Linked DNA regions of Homo sapiens: region 2 is linked to region 1. A link is a loop called in an ENCODE intact Hi-C map of the cell type or tissue named here. Cell type or tissue: OCI-LY7. All regions are shown on one strand. Links, peaks and the distances in the headings refer to the core of each region. The heading gives the core; the rest is flanking DNA. Region 1 holds the start of TRF-GAA1-2 (tRNA-Phe (anticodon GAA) 1-2). Region 2 holds the start of LINC00533 (long intergenic non-protein coding RNA 533).

The links. Peaks named below come from ENCODE experiments on the same cell type or tissue, not always from the same donor. Only the 100,000 strongest peaks of a DNase experiment are listed, where the experiment ranks them.
Region 2: a loop joins it to region 1, with 2.1 times the contacts of the local background. A loop is called at or near these places in 4 of 110 quality-filtered maps.

What each region holds. Positions count from the first base shown.
Region 1 is chr6:28,977,112-28,988,353 of GRCh38, reverse strand. It overlaps TRF-GAA1-2 (tRNA-Phe (anticodon GAA) 1-2), which reads left to right and starts at 6,610; the gene lies at 6,610-6,682. TRE-CTC1-6 (tRNA-Glu (anticodon CTC) 1-6) reads right to left here and starts at 6,155; the gene lies at 6,084-6,155. HCG15 (HLA complex group 15) reads right to left here and starts at 3,605. Exons shown (of 3, transcript NR_135289.2): 1 at 3,370-3,605; 2 at 1,475-1,677; 3 at 1-54. It also overlaps the pseudogene RN7SL471P. RefSeq lists a cis regulatory region at 6,901-7,723. In OCI-LY7, for the core only: CTCF peaks have their summits at 6,369, 6,843 and 7,046; DNase peaks (open chromatin) are centred at 6,243, 6,623, 7,103 and 7,543; H3K4me3 peaks cover 3,360 bases; H3K27ac peaks cover 1,537 bases.
Region 2 is chr6:28,651,842-28,663,083 of GRCh38, reverse strand. LINC00533 (long intergenic non-protein coding RNA 533) reads left to right here and starts at 8,609. Exons shown (of 3, transcript NR_135285.1): 1 at 8,609-8,652. It overlaps TRA-AGC4-1 (tRNA-Ala (anticodon AGC) 4-1), which reads left to right and starts at 4,776; the gene lies at 4,776-4,847. LOC105374996 (a long non-coding RNA gene) reads right to left here. Exons shown (of 3, transcript XR_926657.3): 3 at 9,850-9,909. In OCI-LY7, for the core only: a CTCF peak has its summit at 6,136; DNase peaks (open chromatin) are centred at 4,823 and 6,153; H3K4me3 peaks cover 2,844 bases; H3K27ac peaks cover 332 bases.

The DNA of each region.
Region 1 (11,242 bases), core at 2,245-10,244:
CTTAGTGCAGGCGACAGCGCGTCGGTCTCCTTGGCCCAAAATTTTGACTGAGTCCTAAAATAAAAACGCATTGTGCAAAAAATTATGACAAATAAGATCATAATAAAGAAAGTTAACTAGCGCTGGAGTTTCTTATTGTTTTGTCATTCATCTTCATTAAAATCACTGCTGACGGAAGTTTTTATCCAATATGCCAGTGGAAACTATGCTGTCTTAGAATTCTTTTTTTTTTTTTTTTTTGGAGATGGAGTTGGCTAGAGTCCAATATCGCGATCTCGACTCACCGCAACCTCCGCCTCCCAGGTTCAAGCAATTCTCCCGCCTCAGCCTCCCGAGTAGCTGGGATCACAGGCATGCGCTACCAAGCCCGGCTAATTTTGTATTTTTAGTAGAGATGGGGGTTTCTCCATGTTGGTCAGGCTGGTCTGGAACTCCCGACCTCAGGTGATCCGCCCGCCTCGGCCTCCCAAAGTGCTGGGATTACAGGCGTGAGCCACCGCGCCTCCCAAAGTGCTGGGATTACAGGCGTGAGCCACCGCGCCTCCCAAAGTGCTGGGATTACAGGCGTGAGCCACCGCGCCCGGCTGTCTTACAAATTCTTATATTTGAGTTGTTCATACGGAATTTACTGCATAGTGCCTGGTGTTAATTTCCTGTGGTTACTGTAACAAATTATCAGAAACTGTCTAAAAACAACAGATATGTATTCTCTTACAACAGATATGTATTTCTGAAGGCCAGAAATCCACAATCAGTATGTGGGCCAAAATCAAGGTGTGGGCTGCGTCCAGCTCCCTCTAGAAACTTTAGAGTAAAATCCTATCCTGGCCTTTTCCAGCTTCTGGTGGTTGCTTGTTGACTTATACTGATTCAGTAAAAGTACCTCGTCAATACTAAAAGTTGCAATACTCTTAGCAATACATTATTTCCTAAGGAAATTACTTTAGGAAAATTACTAAGAAAAAAGATTTCCAAGAAAGCAAAAGCAACACAGTCACTCCCTTTTTTGAGACGAAGTCTCAGTCCGTCGCCCAGGCTAGAGTGCAATGGCGCCATCTCGGCTCACTGCAACCTCTGCCTCCCGGGTTCCGGGTTCAAGCGATTCTCCTGCCTCAGCCTTCCGAGTAGCTGGGACTACAGGCATTCGCCACCACGCCCAGCTAATTTTTGTATTTTTAGTAGAGACAGGGTTTCACCATATTGGCCAGGCTGGTCTCGAACTCCTGACCTTGTGATCCGCCTGCCTTGGCCTCCCAAAGTGCTGGGATTACAGGCGTGAGCCACGGCGCCCGGCCTGCACACCCGCCCCCCTGCTCTTTCTCCTGGTCTCACTTTCCTCTGTTCCTCCGTATTCCCCAAGGTAGGCGCGCCTCTTTTGTCACCTGCTGTGTCAATCTGGGCTCTCTGCCTGGTTCTCTCAGTCCCTCACAACAGCAATAGTTTCCTCTCCACTATCAAGGCTATATTCTCCTACCAGTTCTAGATCTCTGAGAGCAAGATGGCCGAACTTGAGGGAGACCACTTTTTGACAGCTTTAACCTTCAAGGACACAGAGCAAGGGTGCCCTCCTGCTAGGTGCTAATTGGTTCAATGCTTCATCAGCTGCATCTTGGTCCATCAAAGGCATCATTCCAGAGACTGATTTTCTCTCTGGTGTTTGCAATCCTGCACGGTAAACTAGGAGGGTGAAAACAAAACAGAAAAATGGGAGAAATTATTTGAAAGTGACGATATCAACCAGTGAACATCAGGAATCCATTAACCCGTTCAACAAGTATTGACTGAATGCCTACTCTGTGCCTGGGCACTGAGTATTCAGGACGAACGCTGACACCGGCGGTCCTCACCTTCACAGCTAGGAGGAAAGGCCAACTGATTAAGCAATTGCAAGTCATCATCGTGACTGAATTGGTGCTGGGTCACACAGCTCGGGATTGGAACTTAGTGTCGATCTGGAAAGGCCTGCTTGGAGAAATTCACGAATGCACTGAGGAATGGGGTGGGGGTAGGAGGTTGGAGCGAGACAAGACTGGCCAAAAGTCTGAAAAGAAAAAGACAATTTGGGTTTGAACCCGCAACAGAACAAGCCCCACAACCCTTCTCTCTCCGTAGAATCCCTACCTCCCGGAGGGAAGACTGAGAATCCTGAAGGGGTCAGGAATGAGAAGGACAAAGGAGAAAGAAAAGAGTAGGACGGCTTCTCCCACGGATCAATCGCGTAGGTGGTGGTGGTCCCTGACAGCTGCAGCTGCCTGATCACTGCTGGATCTGTGATTCTAAAATTCTGAGCAGTAACGAGCCCAAGCGTGCACCTGAGGAAAGAGTAAGGGCACACAAAGTCAGAACAAAGTATGTATGTATTTGAGCCAGGGCCTCGCTCTGCCACGATCAGAGCTCATTGCGGCCTCGAACTTCTGGGCTCAAGAGATCCTCCCGCCTCAACCTCCGAGCAGCTGGAACTACACGTACACGTGACCGCGCCTAGTTTTTCTTTCTTTTCTTTCTCTTTCTTTTCCTTTCTCTCTCTCTCTCTCTTCCCCCCGCCCACCCCCCCCCCTTTTTGGTAGAAACGGGGGTCTCGCTTTTTTGTCCTGGCTGATCTCGAAATCCGAGGCTTCAAGCGACCCTCCCGCCTCCGCCAGAGGAAGAATGTAAACGGGACAGGAATGTGTCTCTGCTCCCCCGCCCTGGCGAGGGACTTGCTAGTATCCTCTATCCAACTGCTGGCTGAATGTGTTCTCTCTAGGAATCGAGGAGGACTGCCTTTCTCGCTGGTTCTATTTCAGTCCCGATCCCACAGCTTCAGTCCAACCGGTTTGCTTTGTTTGATAGGCTGGGCATGAGAGTGAGATTTGGAGCTATCCTCACAGATTCCTGGAAGTTGAACAGATCTCTGATGAGTCCTCTCTTTAGAACTAAACTGATTCCCCCAGGACCTACCAACTTGAGGAATTTTCTGGGAAGCACTTAGGTACCTGTACGGACTTGTCAACAACTGCCATACGTAAGAGACTCTAATTCCAGCTTTACTGTGCATGACCAGAAAGCTTGAAATTGAAATCTTGATGCCATCCCATAGTTAACCGAGATTTTCCAGGTTTATATATAGTTCAGAATTCAAAGTTCTGAAAATCTAAGAGCTTTCACAACTCTGCGCTTTTGCTTCTCCTGAGACGCTTGTCCTGGAATGCTGGTTTCCATTTTGTTCCCTAATAAAAATCTTGTTCATTCTTCAAAGCCCACTTCAAATAGGGTCTTCCCCACCCCACCTCCAAATCTCCCTCTCTCTCTCACATACACACACCCCATTGTATTTTTCCACACTTCATTTTAGCAGGTAACTCTGTGCCCAATAGAAAATTTACTCACTTGGCGGGGCGCGGTAGCTCACGCCTGTAATCTCAGCACTTTGGGAGGCCGAGGCGGGCGGATCACCAGGTCAGGAGATCGAGACCATCCTGGCTAACACGGTGAAACCCCGTCTCTACTAAAAATACAAAAAATTAGCCGGGCGTGGTGGCGGGCGCCGGTAGGCCCAGCTACCTGGAGGCTGAAACAGGAGAATGGCGTGAACCCAGGATGCAGAGCTTGCAGTGAGCCGAGATGGCGCCACTCCACTCCAGCCTGGGCGACAGAGCGAGACTCTGTCTAAAAAAAAAAAAAAAAAAAAAAAAAAGGAAAACTTACTCACAGTATCTGTCTCCTTCATTCCCCAAGTACGGTGAGAAGAATGATGATGATGATAATATTAATAACACGGATTTGGATAATTGGCTGACTGCTTTTGTGTATTATGTTATTGACTCATCGCAACTTTATATAGTAAATACTGTAATACTTTTATTCCCATTTTACAGTTGAGAAAATTGGGATTTGGGGGGTGTTAAGAGGTGAGATTTCTGTCTTGGTCATTTTTCATTTTCCATAGTGACTAGTGTAGTACAAGCCTACTGGCTCTGAATATTTGCAGATTGATTCCTTGACCCTAGCTGTTGACTTTTTTTTTTTTTTTTTTTTTTTTTAGTAGTCTTTCACATTCTCTTTCCTCCTCTTGTCTTGATGCATATTTTGGTTTTGTTATATTTTTTCGACGTTCTCTCTGAGCTGACGAGTAAACGGTAGCAAGTCTGGTGAATAAACAGAACCTACCGTGCCAAAATTAGGGAATTTTTTTTCCTATGGACAATGAATAATAGCTCAGATGAGAAGGAAAGAAACTGGTAGCATTCGAAGAAGAGTTCTTTTTCTCTAATCCAATTAGCTTTATGTGGAAAATGAAAGAAAAGAAAAGAAAAGAAAAAAAGAGGCATTAATCAAGATAAGTTAAGCCAGACAGTTCCTTTCACAGGGGTCCCAACCAGACTGTTTTCTGAAAGCAGAGGCATAAAAACTAATGAAGCAAGAGATTCTTGCTGCACATAGAGGAGACAACGTGTGATATCACGAAAAGAGGGTGCTTTTCAAGAACTGATCACCAGCAGGCCTAGAGGGTTGAATTCCTATGAAACATTAGATTAAAAGGCTTCCGTATATACAGGAATTTTACAAACCATATTACTTTTATGTCTATGTCAAAATAAGATTTCTTAGTCAAATTGATCTTATGTATGTGTCAAAGTTTATTAATTCAAGGACAGAACTGACAAGATGACAAAAGAGTGTCCCATCTCAAGGAAGTTTTGGAAACTGTGAATATATGGAGCCAGGGAAGAGAAGAGAAAGTGCAATTAATTAGAAAAAGTCCTGCTTCATTTAACTGGATCATAACAACATCACATCCTGGCTGGAAGCGGTGGCTCACGCCTGTAATCCCAGCACTTCGGGAGGCTGAGGCGGGTGGGTCTCTTGAGATCAGGAGTTCGAGACCAGCCTGGCCAACATGGTGAAACCGCGTCTCTACTAAAAATACAAAAATTAACCTGGAGTGGTGGCACGTGCCTTTAATCCCAGCTACTCGGGAGGCCGAGACAGGAGAATTGTTTGAACCCGGGAAACGGAGGTTGCAGTGAGCTGAGATCGGGCCACTGCACTCCAGCCTGGGCGACAAAGAGAGACTCCATTTCAAAAAACAAACAAAAAATCACATATTCCATTTGTTGGTGAAATAAGATCAGGAGCACCACGATCTTTGTTTGGAAACTTGTAGAGAAGTCATACGTGCCCCAAACTCTTAGCAGATATAAGAAAGAAATAATAAGCAATAGCTGCTCTTTAGACAGACCAAGAAACAAAGATTCATGCCCCGATATTGTCAGACAGGAACCAGTTAGCACAGGGTCACCAAACCTTGTCAGGAGAGAAACAAAAAGTCTGCTTTTTCTCCAGTAGCTCTCGGTAAATTTACCAAATGTGCATTCAGAGATGGTGCTGAATTCATTGTTTGCCTGTTTCTCAGTTTTGTGACAGCAGGTTTTAATTTCATGTTTATGACCTTCTCCTATCCTCTCTTAGGAAAAAAACATAATTTGTACCTTCATAGGGGAAAAAAGGTTGAAGCGCTGGAGAGATGAAGCAGTCCTGAAACTGCTTTGGCCCAGAATATTAAATTACTGTGTAGGTATTTCTAGGGCTATCCCCTAGCGCCCAGTTGGAGCAGCGTGAAACTTACAGAGAAATCCGAGGAAGATAGAGTAGGTGTCTAAACCACCGAGGCTCTAGCAGCTTCAGAAGCTTGAACACAGCGATCAAATCTCCCAGAAATGACTTCGCCATTTCTTCTCTGTCATCTTCATAACTGTCTTTTCAAAAGGTTATGCTAATCTCAACTAACTCCTAATGGATTGTCTCCGGAATTTCCCGCTTACTGAATCACCCAATTGAGTTAAAAATGTTAAAGCGCTTACTTAGAACAATGCCGGACACTCGGTCTACGCTAGATTAAGTATTCATTAATAAATGTTTTAAAATAATTGAAAATTACATTGCTTGTCATTTTGTACCTGGAATACTAAAACAGGAACAGGGTTTCTATGCAGAAAATGCCTCCTATGAAAATTGAAAGTTAACTTATCCACAATTTGCTGTTTACTCAGAGATTTCGTTCCTGGATGAAAGAATTTGGAGGTTAAAACAGAAAAACCTCATTCCCTGACCGGGAATCGAACCCGGGCCGCGGCGGTGAGAGCGCCGAATCCTAACCACTAGACCACCAGGGAAGCTGAAGTAGGTTTATTAAAACATATTTATGAAGCGAGAACTCAACACATACGCACACAGTTGACTTCTACTTTTCCGACGAGTTAGTGCACGGTCATGCTCTCGTATTCACTGACCTCCTGTTTTGCACCAACCAATAAAATCTGGACGGCAGAGGGCGTGGCAATGCCATAAGAGTAATTTGGGAAGTTCGTAACTGGATGATGGAACGTGCTCTGTTTCGATGTGTGCATTCAACCGAGAATAAATTGTAGCATCAATTTGTAATTGTCTTCTTGCTTTTCTTTGCATAAAGTGGTGAGCCATTTGAAGAACGAAATAATTTTTTAATTTGTCTTTGGTTCCTTCGGAGTACCTGTCATTGTGGGTTTTTTTTTTAATAAATACCTAATAGTAAATAAAAAACATAAGTAATAAATTCATTAAGCCTTATTTTTAAGTGGCGTGGGCGGAGCCGAAATAGCTCAGTTGGGAGAGCGTTAGACTGAAGATCTAAAGGTCCCTGGTTCGATCCCGGGTTTCGGCATGAGAGCGCTCGGTTTTTTGTGCCCACGGCAATACAAATATGGAATTTTCCTTCTACAATACAGAAACACTCCTTAGAACCTAAAATGGGGTCATATTTTTCTCAAATTCATAAAGGAAATCGCAAGAACACTGTGGGATACGTTTATTTCTGTAGCAGAACTCTAGGTATGGGTTTCAACATCTCACTAGATAAAAGAAGAAAAGGCAAACGTGCTGAAAGAAGTTTAATCTTGAGCAATACTAATTACATTTTATTTGCGACCTCTGTTCCCTCAATAAATATTTATTAAGTGAATTGTTAGTGTTATGCGCGCGTCTAACTGAAGAGACAACCTGAACAGGCTAAGTGTGAGCAACAAGCTGTTTATTCACTCTGGTCCGAGCGGGCTGAGTCCGAAAAGGGAGTCCCACCACCGGAGGGTGGTGGGATTGCAGCTAGTTTTATAGGTTAGGAGTAAGCAGTGGAAAGATACAATAAGGGCCCGTTTATTGCGGGCAAGGGAAGAATGTCACAAGGTACATTATCACAAGGTGGGAGGGGTCACAGAGCACAGTGTCACGAAGTTGATTGATCAGTTAGGGTAGAGCATGTTACAATGGTAGAAGGTCGCAAGGTTGGCTAATCAGCTAAGACAGGAGCTGTTTTTCTTCTTTTGTGGTTTTCCTGTTGTCCCAGACTTTCTGGCTCCAGGAGACCTTCTGGATGTGTACGTGTGGGTCACAGGGGTCACAATGCCTTGATCATAGCACAGCCTGCTCCGAGGAAAAGGATAGAGAGAGGCACGGCCGGTGAACTGAAGGGAAGTTTCCTGGAAAAAGGAGCCGCCTAAGCTGTTGAAAAAGTGGCTACTTGCTAGAGGTGGGGGAGGGGAGGGGTGGCTGCTGCGCTGTGAAAGGGAGACAGCCAGCATATTCCCTCAGCCACCTTTTTCCTAACCTCCTAATTTGCTAGCTCTTGGCATATTCAACCCCTGTCTTCCTACTCGGAGGAATGGTCTCTCATTTCCAAGTCTACTTAATATTCCATCTGAGCTTTTGAACCCTCTACCCATTCCATTTTGCTCTATGTTTGTGTCTTTCATCTCTCTCCTCCTTACGTGCCTCTCTTCAAATTACAGAATGTCTAAACCTCTATCTTTGGACAACAAAAATGGAACACATGACCTTATGCATTATCCTCAGACTCTTTCCTTCCACTCAGCACCAAACCTGTTGAAAGAACAATGTTTACCTCATTATTTGCTCATCAGCGGAGGAGGTCTGCCTTCCAATCCCAGGAAACCATTACCATCAACTTTCCAACTTTCAAATGTCTTGGCTGTTTTTGGTCCTATACTTAATTTTGCACAGTATACCAACCTATAAACAATCCTTCCCTTATGAAGCAGTCCTCCTTTGGACTTTGGGATTTTGAAGCAGCCTCGTTGTCTGGGGTGACACCCTAGATTCATCGTCTCACAGCCACAGAGATCAAGGACCTGGACACACAGAGAGGTTAAGAGTGGAAATTTAATAGGCGAAAGAAAGAAAATATCTCTCTGCTACAGAGAGGGGTCCTGGAAAAATGGGTTGCCGAAATTCGGTGAAATGCAGGGGGTTTTACAGATGAGCTAGTGGGGAGATGGTGTCTGATCTACATAAGGCATGAAAAACCCAGATAGGACCAGGTGTGCCAACTGCATAGGGTGTGAATCTCTGGCAACCCTCACCCCAATCTGTTATTATGCAGGTGGGTTCTCTGCCTGAACTTCTCCATGTTGCCCATTTCTTTCTTACTGTACACATGCTAACAAAAAAGGGAAGGTGGAGCCTCATGGTGGACATGCCTCACCCCCAGGTAGACCTTTTCTATCGGTGCAGCTGCCAGCCTTCCCCCATGCAAGTTTCCAGCTTCCTTATCTATGTCTGCAGCTCCATCTTGCAGGCTGCTCTTTGTTAGAAAAGGAATAATTTCTAGGGCTGCTTTTTGTTAGAAGAGAAGTTCTGCCGAGGACTCTTTTGCCCTAACTACCTAAGCAATTTCTTTGTATCTCCTGTATCAACTTGACTCTCCATTATTTTTCTCCATACTCTCTTGCTCTTCCCTTTCAGCTCCCTATCCCTCCAATTTTAATGACTTTGGTCTTTTTTTAAATTAAATGTTTAATTTTTAGGTAGTCGTAGATTCACATGCAGTTATAAGAAATAATATGGAGAGGTCCCATGTCCCCTTTACCTGCTTGCCCCCAATGGTAACATCTTGCAAAACTATAGCACAAAATCACAATCCGGATATTGATATTGATATTGATAAAGTCAAGATGCAAAACATTTCCATCACCACAAGGATTCCTTTTGGCCCTTTTACAGCCACACCCACTTGCCTACTGTTCCTGCCTCAACCTCTGGCAACTAGTAATCTGTTTTTCACTTTTATGATTTCATCATTTCGAGAATGTTATGAAAATGGAATCATACATTATGTAACCTATTAGGATTGGCTTTTTGCACTCAGTGTAATTCTCTAGAGATTCATCTAGGTTGTTCAGCATCAGTAGTTCATTCTTATTTCTCGCTCACTAGCATTCTGTGGTATGAATTTACCAGTTTGAACATTCACCTGCTGAAAGACATTTGAGTCATTTTCAGCTTTTGACTTTTACAAATAAAGCTACCATAAACATTTGCATACTGGTTTTAGTGTTAATATAAATTTTCGTTTAGCCAAGATAAATGTCCAGGAGTGCAGCTGCCGGGTGGTATGGTACTTGCACATTTAGCTTTTTAAGAAACTGCCAACTGTTTTCCAGAACAGCTACATTTCACATTCCCACCTACATGTATACAGCCTCATCAGCATTTGGTTGTTGCCACTATTTTTATTTTAGTCATTCTGATAGATGTATAGTGATATCTCATCTTGGTCGTAATTTGTATTTCCCTAGTGCTAAGGATGTTGAAAACATTTTTATGTGCTCGTTTGCCATCTGTATATCTTCTTCGGTGAAATGTCTCTTTAGGTGTTTTATCCAATCCGATAAGAATAGTTGTGTACAGGTTTTTATGTGGGAAGTTCCTGAAAAAGCTGGAAGTTCAAACCTTTTCCAAATCTCTGTCTTAGATTATGAAGTTCTCATGCCATGCAATTTGTTTTTTAAAAAAATTATTTAGTGATACTTCTGAAAGCAATGTAAGGAAGACTATTCAGGACTATCGGGATAGGCACAAGGGACCATTGCAAGGAGGTTTTGCAGTGAGGGAAAGAGATCGGCCTCAGTTCTGAATATAGCATGGGCAAATGGGAATTTATAGCCAAGGAGCAGTGTGTCCTGGTCAGTGGACAGGAAATTACCAAGAGAAAACCTCAGAGGTAAGGGGAATTCTGGCCAAACAAACCTAACAGGATTCTTGCTGAAGACAGGCCAAGGTAATCAGACATCAATCATCTGGGGGATGGTGGAGAATGAGGAGCCTGATCAGAAATGGAGGTTAAACATAGATGATATGGGGGTTCTTGCTAAACTGACTTGGCAGGGTTCTTTGCTAAAACTGGACGTTACAAGGAAGTGCACAGATGGGCCTAGCAGAAGATTCAGAAGCCTGACTAAAGTTTGGCCAAGCGAATAGTCTTTGTTAAATTCTTATGCAACTGCATTTGCAAAATGCAAAACAGACTACTGTCTTGTTGTTTGGGGAAAGGAAGAGTGCAACATGGAGAAATTTCCAAGATGATAAGTCACTAACGAGTTTCTTCCGGCTCCCACTGACTGAATGAATCATCATTCCCTGAGGGGTAAAAAAAAAAAAAAGGAAGATCGAGCAAAGGGTAGCATATACCAGTCCCACCAGTGAACTCACTTGGTATGCAGAAATAATGCTGTTGATTTTTTAAAAGAAATCCCGAAAAGGGAAGTTAAAAGAGACCGGGTCTCGTCGGATGTCCCGGGCGGAACTGCAGGCGTTGCTCGCAGGCGCGGTCCCACCGTCGCCCAACACGGGGAGTTTGACCTGCTCCGTGTCCGGCCTGGGCCTGGTCCCCCCCTCCTTAGACAACCTGGTACTCCCGGGCTCCCCCGGGAGTACCATGTTGGTGCCAGGCCCGGTGCGGACGCCCGCTCCACACAGCGCCGTAGCTCCGAACCCCCGAGCACCCACGATCCGCCGACCTCAGCCTCCCGGGGAGCTGGGATTACAGGCGCGCGCCACCGCGTCCGGCGCTTGGTTTGGTGGCACCGCGGTCTTGGAGGCTGCAACTGCCGACTGCGTGTGCTGGGAGGCGGGATCCGTGCAGCGGTTTCCTCGCCGCCCAGCCGGCTGCCGCTCCAGATTGCCAGAAGTGCCTGATAGAACTAGCTGAAGAGACCGCAGAAAGCACTGGCAGAGAGATGAATGAGCATCCCTTACTATGTTGTCCTCGGAACCTTTACAAAAAGGTCAATTAAACAAACAGCTGTAAATTTAATAAGGGAAAGAGTGAAGGACTGTGTTGAGTGGGTTTCACAGACTTCAATACGTATATGAAATCACCTGGGGAGCTTGCTAAAATGAAGAGTTCTAACGCTGTAGGTGTAGGATGGGG
Region 2 (11,242 bases), core at 1,377-9,376, 320 kb after region 1:
CTTAGCACATTTGTCTTCTAACAAGAGAAATACTTGTCCCAGAAACCTCTCAGGAAGGCTGTACTTAAATTGCGTCAGCCACAACAGTGTCTCATACTCATTTCTAAATCAATTGCTATAAACAAGAAATAGATGATAATAATTGAATAAGCGTTTCTCAGGACAGTTCCACTTGGACATTTTTAGAGGGGTTGATTTTCACAGAGACTAGTGGCTGCTACAGACATCTAATGGAAAGGGGTAAGAGTATCTTACAAATAAACACAGCAATTCCTCATAACAAAAATGGTTGTACATTCTGCAAGACTTTTATATGGTTTCTGGAAAATTCATGCAGGTAAGAAAAAAAACAACTAACCCGTTTATAGTTTCTGAACCTTTGTTTTATGTATAAACACAAGTTATTTATTTCTGAACAATTTTTTAATTTTTTTTTGAGACCGAGTCTCACTCTGTTGCCCAGGCTGGAGTGCAATGGCAAGATCTCGGCTCACTGCAACCTCCGCCTCCCGCGTTCAAGCGATTCTTCTGCCTCAGCCCCCCGAGTAGCCAGGACTACAGGTGTGCGCCACCATGCCTGGCTAATTTTTTTGTATTTTTAGTAGAGACGGGGTTTCACCATATTGGCCAGGCTGGTCTCGAACTCCTGACATCAGGTGATCCACCTGCCTCGGCTTCCCAAAGTGCTGGGCTTACAGACGTGAGCCACCGCGCCCGGCCACACTTTTCACATACAGCAAATAATCCAGGAATGTAACTACTTTGTAAATTGTGGAAATGTTTCATAGTACTTTGTTTGGAACTTATTAAAAATTGTTAACCTGCTGGGCGCGGTGGCTCACGCCTGTAATTCCAGCACTTTGGGAGGCTGAGGCGGGCGCATCACGAGGTCAGGAGTTCGAGACCAGCCTGGACAACATCGTGAAACCCCGTCTCTACAAAAATTCGCCGGGTATGATGGCACCCAGCTACTCGGGAGGCTGAGGCAGGAGAATCACTTGAACCCGGGAGGCGGAGGTTGCAGTAAGCCAAGACCATGCCATTGCACTCCAGCTGGGGTGAGACAGTGAAACTCCATCTCAAAAAAAAAAAAAAATTGTTTACCATATTAACAAATCAGTTTGGCAAGGCAAGCATGGCTCTTGGCTTTAAACATCCAACACTACATACCTGTGCCTTCATTACTGTTTCATTCAAACTAATTCTTTTGAAAGGTACAAGAACTTGACTGTATAATGTTTTCTAAAATAGTCATTTATTGGTTTTGCTGAGAGTATTAAAAAGATTGTAATTCCCTACCACTTCCATAAGGAAATATATGTTGTCTTATTACCCATTTTGAATTACTATATTTTTATTTCTCATATGTATACCAGTTAAGGAGTCTTACAAATTTGAAAGAAAAATTGTATCTGTAGCTAGTTTACATTAACTATCACTTTTATTTCAGGATATTAATTGATGTGCTGCAAAAAACTTGTTGTAAAGAGAGAGTATTGGTTCAGTTAAGGTTAAGAACCATGCCCTAATTACATTATGATTCATCCCCTGTGATGAGGCACATCACCCTCTGAAGACAATTAAAATTTTACAAGGAAGAAGGACTGAATGTTAGGTAAACAACCAAAGTAGCACCCTCCATTTCACTACCTTTAGCATAAAATTCCAACTCTTATTTGCCTTTACAAAGTTCTACAGTGTCTAGCCTCTAGAATCATTTATCAAACTTCAATCACACTTTCCTTTTTTATAATTTTTGAACCAACTAAGTTAATTTCTACCAGAGAGCTTGTTACCTTATCTCTTCTTTCTCCATGGAATGTTCCATTTCCTTATCTTTATATGATTGACTCCTTATTGTTCAGATATTTTTTCAATCTACTCCTAGTGGCGTCCTTCTCTCCCTTGCCCTTCCAGTTCAGGGGAACATTCTTTTCAGTAGCTAAGACGGTTTTCCAGACATGATGGCACAATATGAACCTATTGATACATATGTGACATGATGTGATATATATTTTTCAAAATAATTCTGGCATCAAAGTCTTGGTGGCAGCTTTTACGACAAGACAAGAATGCCTATACCATGGAATGAATACACCTCAAAATATATCCACCAGAAATTCCCTTCTTGATTCTTGAAACAACTCACATCATCAGTATTCTCAGTGCACTCTAAGGTCCTGCTTTTTGCTCTCTGAGATAGGGAATTCTGGTTATCCCATACAATTATTTCAAGTGATTGTGGTAAAGGGAGGCCTGCCTTCCTCTCTTACCAAAGAATAGTCAACTATCTATTAAAAAGAAAGAATGATTTAAACTTATATTTCCCAAATCAGTGCAGTGAATGGATTCCTTTTTAAGAAATTGTTAAGGTCTTGCTTTTAGGATTTGTTAGGGAACATCATGCCGATAGTTAACAAATGTTGTGGTCTTGAGTCTGGAGGCAGCCTGGAGGTAGAATTCAGTCCTCTTGTTTTCCCTTTTCTTTCAAGTCAGCTGATTGGGTAAGGCCCATCCACACAATAGAGGGTAATCTGCTATACTCAAAGTCTACTTTCTTTTTTGAAACAAAGTCTCTCTCTGTTGCCCAGGCTGGAACAGATGCAATCTCAGCTAGCTGCAACCTCCGCCTCCCGGGTTCAAGCGATTTTTATGCCTCAGCCTCCTGAGTAGCTGGAATTACAGGCATGTGCCACCACGCCTAGCTAATTTTTGTATTTTTAGTAGAGACAGGTTTCACCAGGTTGGCCAGGCAGGTCTTATTCTCAGGTGATACTCCTGCTTCTGCCTCCCAAAGTGGTGGGATTACAGGCCTGAGCCATAGTGCCCAACCTAGGCAAAGTCTACTGATTTAAATCTTAATCACATCTAACACCTTCACAGAAACTTCTAGACTGATGTTTGACCAAGCAACTCTGACCAAGCAACTCTGAAACTTTGACCAAGAGTTTGACCAAGCAACTCTGCATTCTAACCTAGTCTAGTTGATACATAAAATTAACCATAACACCTGTGTGGTGGCCTGGAGATACCTCTGAAGGCAGTAAGCTGAGGCATTCGTTGTGCTCATCTTGTTTCGCATTTCTCAGAGATCACTGTCCTTCATTGCCTAATGTTCATTGTTTCACATTTTGCCATTTTAGAAATTTTTGGTTGATTCAGGTGGAATAGTAACTCTGGTTCCTGTCACTCTATCCTGGCCAGAGGTTTTCACTTCCCACACTTATCAGATTTAAAGTTCAAAGTGAATCATGTTGGAAGAAACAAGAAGACACACTATGATTCCAAAAAAATCTTGTTTCCAAGCAGAGGTGTTAATGGTTGTCTGAGTCTTTTGTTAGATATGTTCCTTACCTTCCAGGTGTGTACTGGGGTCTAGAGTAGTGCATGATTAATTATGTGAATGTCAGATCTGGAAAAGATATTTAGTACTATTACTTCCATTTTCCACTCAGCAGTGAGAAAACTTTTCTGAAAGTGTTGTGATTATTACATGTTTTTCCCTCTTTTAATCCTCTAATATGTTGCATGAGATTAATGAATTTTATAATATTCATTGACACATGTCCATTCCTTTAACAAACTCCACCTTTTAGTCACTTCCGGCTGCTATAACAAAATACCATAAACTGGGTGGCTTAAATGACAAGCATTTATTTCTGGAGGCTGTAAGTGCAAGCATTTAGTTCTGGAGGCTCTGGACAAGCATTTAGTTCTGAAGGCTCTGGACAAGCATTTAGTTCTGGCGGCTCTGGAAAAGCATTTAGTTCTGGATGCTGTAAGTGCAAGGTAGGGTGAGAATTGCTGGTGTCATCTTGCCAAGCTACCTTTTAGAGCCTCCTCCCCACCTTGCTCCTTCTCCCAACTCCAACCGTTCTGAACACTCCCAAGCACAGCCCTTCCCTCATTTCTACTTGGCATTCCTATCCATCCTTCCAGATTCGGTCACAGGTGACTGTAACCGAGGACTTCTGCACTCTCTACGCAGGTATAAAGCCTTCTCTGTTCCCTTGGTGAGACAGGAGTCTGAACCATCTCTACATTTTCTGTAGAGAGAACCATTCCCTCTACAGAAAATAATGCGCCACAGAAGCAGAGATTTAGCCTCGATCTTAGAAGTAACACGTCTCCAACTTCATTCTGGGCTCTTCATTTCAAAGAATCAGAGTAGGATCTGAGGATTCCTACTCTCTGGATTTTATTTGTATTCTCTGGATAAAATGCGGATCAGGGGGCCGCGGGAGGCAATCCAACATCTTTAGCCTTTAACCGTCCCAGTTGCTAACGGAGTGGAACGAGTTTATTTTTATAACAGAAATTCCTTCACTACCTCCTTGTTTTCTAAGAAAAGGCGTGTAGCGGTTTCTGGAGTTTGGGAATAGGACGCAGAGATGGGGTAAGGAATTGGAGGCAGTTCAGTAGTTTCCCTAAGTAAAGACAGTAGTTGGTAAAACATTTGCTATCTTTTCTGGAAGGATCTTTCCTGTGTCCTGAAAATCTTTTTTACAAATGAGAAAAGCATTCAGAAAAGGAAGGTCTGGGAGGATGTTTCTTAACTGAAATTTCCTCCTCTAGTCTGTTCTTAATCCTTACCAAATGTCTGCAAGATGCTGGTTAATCAAAATTTCTTGGTGATAGAGGGCTACAAAAAGGGGAAATGAAAATTTTAACGTTCGTTCATGAAAGAATAAATAAATGTTTAAAAAAAAAAAAAACTGAGGTAAATTTCTATATTCTTTCATAAAAGCAGTTTAAAGACGAACGTTTTTCGAGGTGGGGATGTAGCTCAGTGGTAGAGCGCATGCTTAGCATGCATGAGGTCCCGGGTTCGATCCCCAGCATCTCCAGTGTTTTTGTATTTATGCTCCGGAACCGTCTTTCTTTTACAGATACAGTCACAGCCTATTTCTGTAGAATCGGAAAATTAATCATATTGCCCCCACTCCCGTATTTATATCTTGCTTTGGTTACGCCTGTAGCTCTTTCATTTTTAAAATTTCATTCCTGCCTGGCCAACACGGTGAAACCCCGTCTCTACTAAAAATACATAAATTAGCCAGGCGTGGTGGCAGGCGCCTGTAATCCCAGCTACTTGGGAGGCTGAGGCAGAAGAATCGCTTGAATCTGCGAGGCGGAGGTTGCAGTGAGCCGAGATCGCGCCATTGCACTCCAGCCTAGGGGACAAGAGAGAGACTTCGCCTCGAAAAAAAAAAAGAAAAAGAAAAAAAAATTTATTCCTCTCCATTCTCAGCCGCATTTACATATGATGAGTGACTTTGGACCCTGTTCCATTAGGGCGGTGCTGGAAGGAACATTTACCAATAAAAGGACAATTATCAATAAAAATCCTAAATGGATGTTTTGTGAACGAATTCATCTTTTCACTGAGTTTTGCTGCTGGGTTTGTGGTGGGGGATCCAACGGTAGGCTGAGGTCCGGTCTCAGGTTTCACCTTTTGGGGCTTAGTGGGAAAAATATGGATTTCTCCTCAAGCTCGCAGGAAAGAAAATGTACTCTTCCCAGGCCGGAGGCTACGAAGGCATTGGGTAAATTTAGCATCTCCAAACGTGGCAGTTCTCTCAGAAATCGTACACAAAGAGGTGAAATAGTAGCATTTTGACACTGACGTTTTTCCTTCAGTGACTGCATTTTGCCAGTGAGTTCATAGCGTTCCCATGATTGTGTGGATTTGATCCCTTCTATATTGATCTCTTTTGAAATCTCTAAATTTGCTGCACTGATTCTAAAACTGCTCACTTCAATTATGCTTCTCAAACAAAAAAACAAAAACACTTCTCTTTTTAAAGCTGGTGCTTTTATACCATGCACGTGTGTGAGGACTTTCTTTGGCTAGCCCTTTTGTGTATTTCGCAGAATACACAAAAATCTCCTTTTGGGATGCCGCGTCTCTTGTATCTTGGTGCTTTAGTCTCAACTTCCAACTTGGGACAATGCAGAGATGCGGTAAGGAATCGGGGGGCAGTTCAGTAGTTTCCCTAAGTAAAAACAGTCGTTGGCAAAACATTTTCTATCTTTTCTGGAAGGATCTTTCCTTTGTCCTGAAAATCTTTTTACAAATGAGAAAAGCATTCAGAAATGGAGGGTCTTGGAGAATGTTTCTTAACTGAAATTTCCGTCCCCACTCTGCTCCTAATGTCTGCCCCCAGTGGCCCTCAGTGCCACTCTTTCCCCCATCAGTTCCCTAAATTTATTTCATATAAGAGACCTGGAGAAGTTACACATTTCATTGATTTAATACTTCAGCTACCCACAGGTTAAAGCTATGCATGCTTTATATCCCCTCCAAGAAAAAAAAATAGATTCTTTTATTTTGGTCACAGAAAGCCTGAGTCTTCCATTTATTCCTTCAGCAAATAATTTAAGTGACAGATTTATAGTTATTTATTTATTTATTTGAATTTTCAGTGCGTAACATGTAACTGTCTTCCCCTTCCCATCTACCATCTTTCTCTTAGGTCCTTTATATTGTCGCAGGGTAGGGCGGTACCCAAAGTCTGCCTTTCATCCCAGTTGACCACAGGTTATAACTTACTTCGTATTTTAGAGATTCTTGCCAAACACTGCCAGATTTCCTCCCTTGAATGTTTAAACTTTCCCAGGTTTGCCCAATACAGACAAGAAAGAAGAGAGAATCACTGTTAAATTTCTGTCTACCCACCATGATGTATTTTATTTCAAATTACTGAGGTTATTGATCACAGCCTAAGAATAAACCATGTGAAGATTTTCCTACATTATGTTGTAGGTCTGCTGTATCTCATTTCTCTTTAACATGAAAATAATAAATTATATTCCTCACTAAATAACCTTGATTCACATCTAATTTTCTCTAGCACAAGACTGTAGCAACCACTAAATGGAGGCTCAGAGCAGTTTCATTCTGGTAACAAAAAGGAGTCTTTTTAGCTTTTCAATGCTAAGGAATAGGACCAGCAAATAAAAGATTTTTCTCCAGGTTTCAGCTGTCCGCTTATTTTTATGTTTTCAGAAAATTGCCCCTTTTCTTTCTTCCTTTTGCTTCTCTTAATATTCTTTCGGCAGAAAAGCTACAGAAAATTAGGTCTGGTTTTACCAATTAAAATAGCGATCTTTTGAAATATTGTTTAAAATTTTTTTAATTTTCCTATCAGGAACCCAGAGTTATACGATCAATTAAAACAAGCCTTTCCTTAGTAAGACAGTCCCAAGTTATCAATTTCCCTTTTCCATGAGATAAGTTTATTTCAATTGTCTTCCCTTGCTTTAAGATGAGGTCAGAGCCATCTCAGACCACTGGCAAATAACCTCAAATTTTATGGGGGAACAGAGTTTAAGGGTCTATTTCTTCTATCCCAGAAGGCCCTGAATTCTTAAGGGATCGGCTTTTTTCCCCAATACCTAGCTTTGCAAAGCAGGGATCTCAAGGAGTGGCAATTCTGATTTCTTAGTCCTGGGACAATTTTGGAAAGACAAAACATAAAATAGAAGCTTCTCTCTACTTGGCAGAACTGTACCTGGTGAGATTAAGTTACATCACCTCCACCGGCCCTTGACTTTTAAAATGTCTGCGAACTGCTCATATGTCTATGACTAAAGGGCCAGTGGATACCGAGATACTGCTTTGACTCTTATTTTCCCTAAGAGCTAAGAGCGTCTCCACCGTGGGAAAGCCTCTGGAGTCTCCCAGCCTCCTGCAGGAGACTCAGTTCTGTATCTCTGCCCCAAAATAGGCCCCAGGCCATGAGTTCTGGCTCTGGAAGCACTAAGGTAGAGCTGCCATCTTTGACTAAGGCTTCTGTCTGTGCCTCTGGGTTAAATGGTTTTACTTCATGCACTTACTATGCTGGACTTGAATTACTGGTGGGTTTTTGTTTGGTTGTGTTTGGTGGTTTTTTTTTTTTTTTTTTTGGAGATTTCTTCCTCTCTTTATTTCCCTTATGATATGGTTATGTATTTATTTTGTAGTCATTTTATATTTATAATGTCATTTTACATTTATATTGTTGTCATTTAAAATCATATTGGATCTATTGTTGTTGTTCAAGTGGGTAAATTTTTCTCAGAGATATCTCCAATAATAGATATTCATAAGATAAAAATCTTCTTTTTTTTTTTTTTGTGATGGAATCTTGCTCTGTAGCCCAGGCTGGAGTGCAGTGGCACGATCTCAGCTCACTGCAAGCTCCGCCTCCCGGGTTCACGCCATTCTCCTGCCTCAACCTCCCGAGTAGCTGGGAGTACAGGCACACCACCACGCCCGGCTAATTTTTTGTATTTTTAGTAGAGACAGGGTTTCACCGTATTAGCCAGGATGGTCTCAATCTCCTGACCTTGTGATCCGCCAGCTTCGGCCTCCCAAAGTGCTAGGATTACAGGCGTGAGCCCCGCGCCCGGCCAAAGATAAAAATCTTTATACAGTCGTGTGTCAATAAGGGGCAAATGTTCTGAGAAATGCATTGTTGGATGATTTCGTCATTGTGCGAACGTCACAGAGTGTACTTATGCAAACCTAGATGATATAGCCGACTATACACCTAGGCTGTATGGTATAGCCTATTGCTCCTAGGCTACAAAGCTGTACAGCATGTTGCTGAACTGAATACCGTCGGCAATTGCAATACAGTGGTATTTGTGTATCCGAACATACGAAAGGTACAGTAAAAATGTGGTATAAAAGATAAAAATGGGGCCAGGAACAGTGGGACACGACAGTAATCCCAGCACTTTGGGAGGCTAAGGCGGGTTGATCGCTCGAGCCCAGGAGTTGTAGACCAACCTGGGCAACATGGTGAAACCGCATCTCTACAAAATACAAAAATTAGCTGGGTGTGGTGGCACACGCCTGTGGTCACAGCTACTCAAGAGGCTGAGATGGGAAGATCAAGTGAGCCCAAAGGTCGAGGCTGCAGTGAGCTGAGACTGCGCCATTGCACTCCATTAAAATGGTACACTTGTACTGGGCACTTGCCATGAATGTGTCTTGCAGGACTGGTAGTAGTTGTTCTTGGTGAGTCAGTGAGTGAGTGGTGAGTCAATGTGAAGACCTAGGACATTACTGTACACTACTGTAGATTTTATAAATGCTATACACTTAGGCTACACGAAACTTATAAAGTATTTATTTCTTCAATAATAAATTAACCTTAACTTATTGTAACTTTTTTACTTTATAAACTTAATTTTTAAAAACTTTTTGACTCTTTTGTAATAACACTTAGCTTAAAACACAAACACCTGGCTTGGCATGGTGGTTTATGCCTGTAATCCCAGCACTTTGGGAGGCTGAGGCATGCTGATCACTGGAGGTCAAGAGTTTGAGACCAGCCTGGCTAACATGGTGAAACCCTGTCTCTACTAAAAATTTTAAAAAATACAAAAGTTAGCCAGATGTGGTGGCGGGCGCCTGTAATCCCAGCTACTCGGGAGGCTGAGGCAGGAGAATCGCTTGAACACGGGAGGCGGAGGTTGCAGTGAGCCAAGATCTCGCCACTGCGCTCCAGCCTGGGTGACAGAGCAAGACTCCGTCTCAAAAAACAAAAACAAACAGACAAAAAATCCAAAAGACCACAAACACCTGTAAAGCTGTACAAAAAACATTTTTTCTTTATATCTATATTCCATTAGCTTTTTTCTATTGAAAAGCTTTTTTTTTTTTTTTAACTTTTAAAACTTTTTTTTTTAAAAAATGAAGACACAAACACACACATTAGGTTAGGCCTAGACAGGGTCAGGATTATCAATATCACCATCTTCCACCTCCAAATCTTGTTCCACTGCAAGTTCTTCAGAGGCAATACCAAGTAGGAAGCTGTCATCTCCTATGATAACAATGCCTTCAAGAATCCCTTGTGAGGGCCTGCCTGAGGCTGTTTCACAGTTAACTATTTTGTAATAAGTAGAAAGAGTACACTGTAAAATAACAATAAAAAGTATAGTATAGTAAATACAAAACCAGTAACATAGTCATTTATTATCATTATCAAGTATTATGTACTGTACATAATTGTATGTACTATATTTTTACACAACTGGCAGAGCAGTAGGTTTGTTTAAACCAGCATCACCATAAACATGTGAATAATGCACTGGGCTATGTTACCACAGCTACAATGTCATTAGGTGATCAGAATTTTTCAACTCTATTATAATCAGTCTTATGGGACCACTGTCATCTATGTGGCTCATTGTCGACTACAATGTCCTTATGTGGCATGTAACTGTGTTTCTACCTTTAAATGTCAAGTACTTCATCTTTCCTTCAGTTATATCTGGTTGTTCATCAAGATTTTTAATGCATGTTTATAGTTCAAATAACTATTTCACTTGAGTAGTAATCCAAAGTGTGATGATCTAATATTCATATTCCTAGGCTACTTGACATAATGCAATTTCTTCTCAAAAGCCAATCCATTTGATATAGGACTAGCAATTCTACTGTGCTTAACTGTTAGTAAGTACTTTTACTTTCTCTTGCCTCATTGTGGTGAAATCCACACTCAAACATAGCCTTTTCAGGCTGGAAAAGGACCACACTGGGGTACTGTGCTGAGTTGCTAATGTCAAAGCTACCATTAGAGAAGTTTGAAAGGACTTTCTGGTAACCCAGTGTCACAAATGCTGTATTAAAATCACTGGTGAATGTAGATGGTGTACACATGGTATATCAACCTTATTCACTAGACACTGAATGGCACTTCAATCTCATGACGAAGTTTTATTAGGGCAAAATGCCCAACACTTTAGCATAGATACCTGCCAATTGCCTGCTTTCCACTGACTGACAGTCTTATTCCTCTAGCTGATTTGGTGTTCCCAACTTGCATTTCTCTAGCTTCTCCTTAAGCCCACCCATTCTGTAGGGCCCCTTCTATAGCCACCACCTGTGCCTCTCACTTCTGTGTCCTCCCTCAAAATACCTTCTCCAGTGCACCCACTCCATCCCTTATTCCTAAATTACTTTCCCACCTTAATCTCAGATCACATTCATCTCCATCTTCTGTTCTCCAGATGCTCTTACTTTCCCCCACCTCAACTCATTCACTACACTCACTATAGTAACTCACTACCCTCAGGATCCAGCCAGCTTTGTTCTCCTAGCTCACAGTCTTTGCTTTTACCACCTCCTACGATGGCCTCTTCCTCTACCATCCCTATTCTATCCTTCGGTTTCCATCCTTTCTAATTCCTATTCTTAGCTTAACTTTTTTTCCCAGATTCAAGCTCTCTTCTTCCCACACACCTG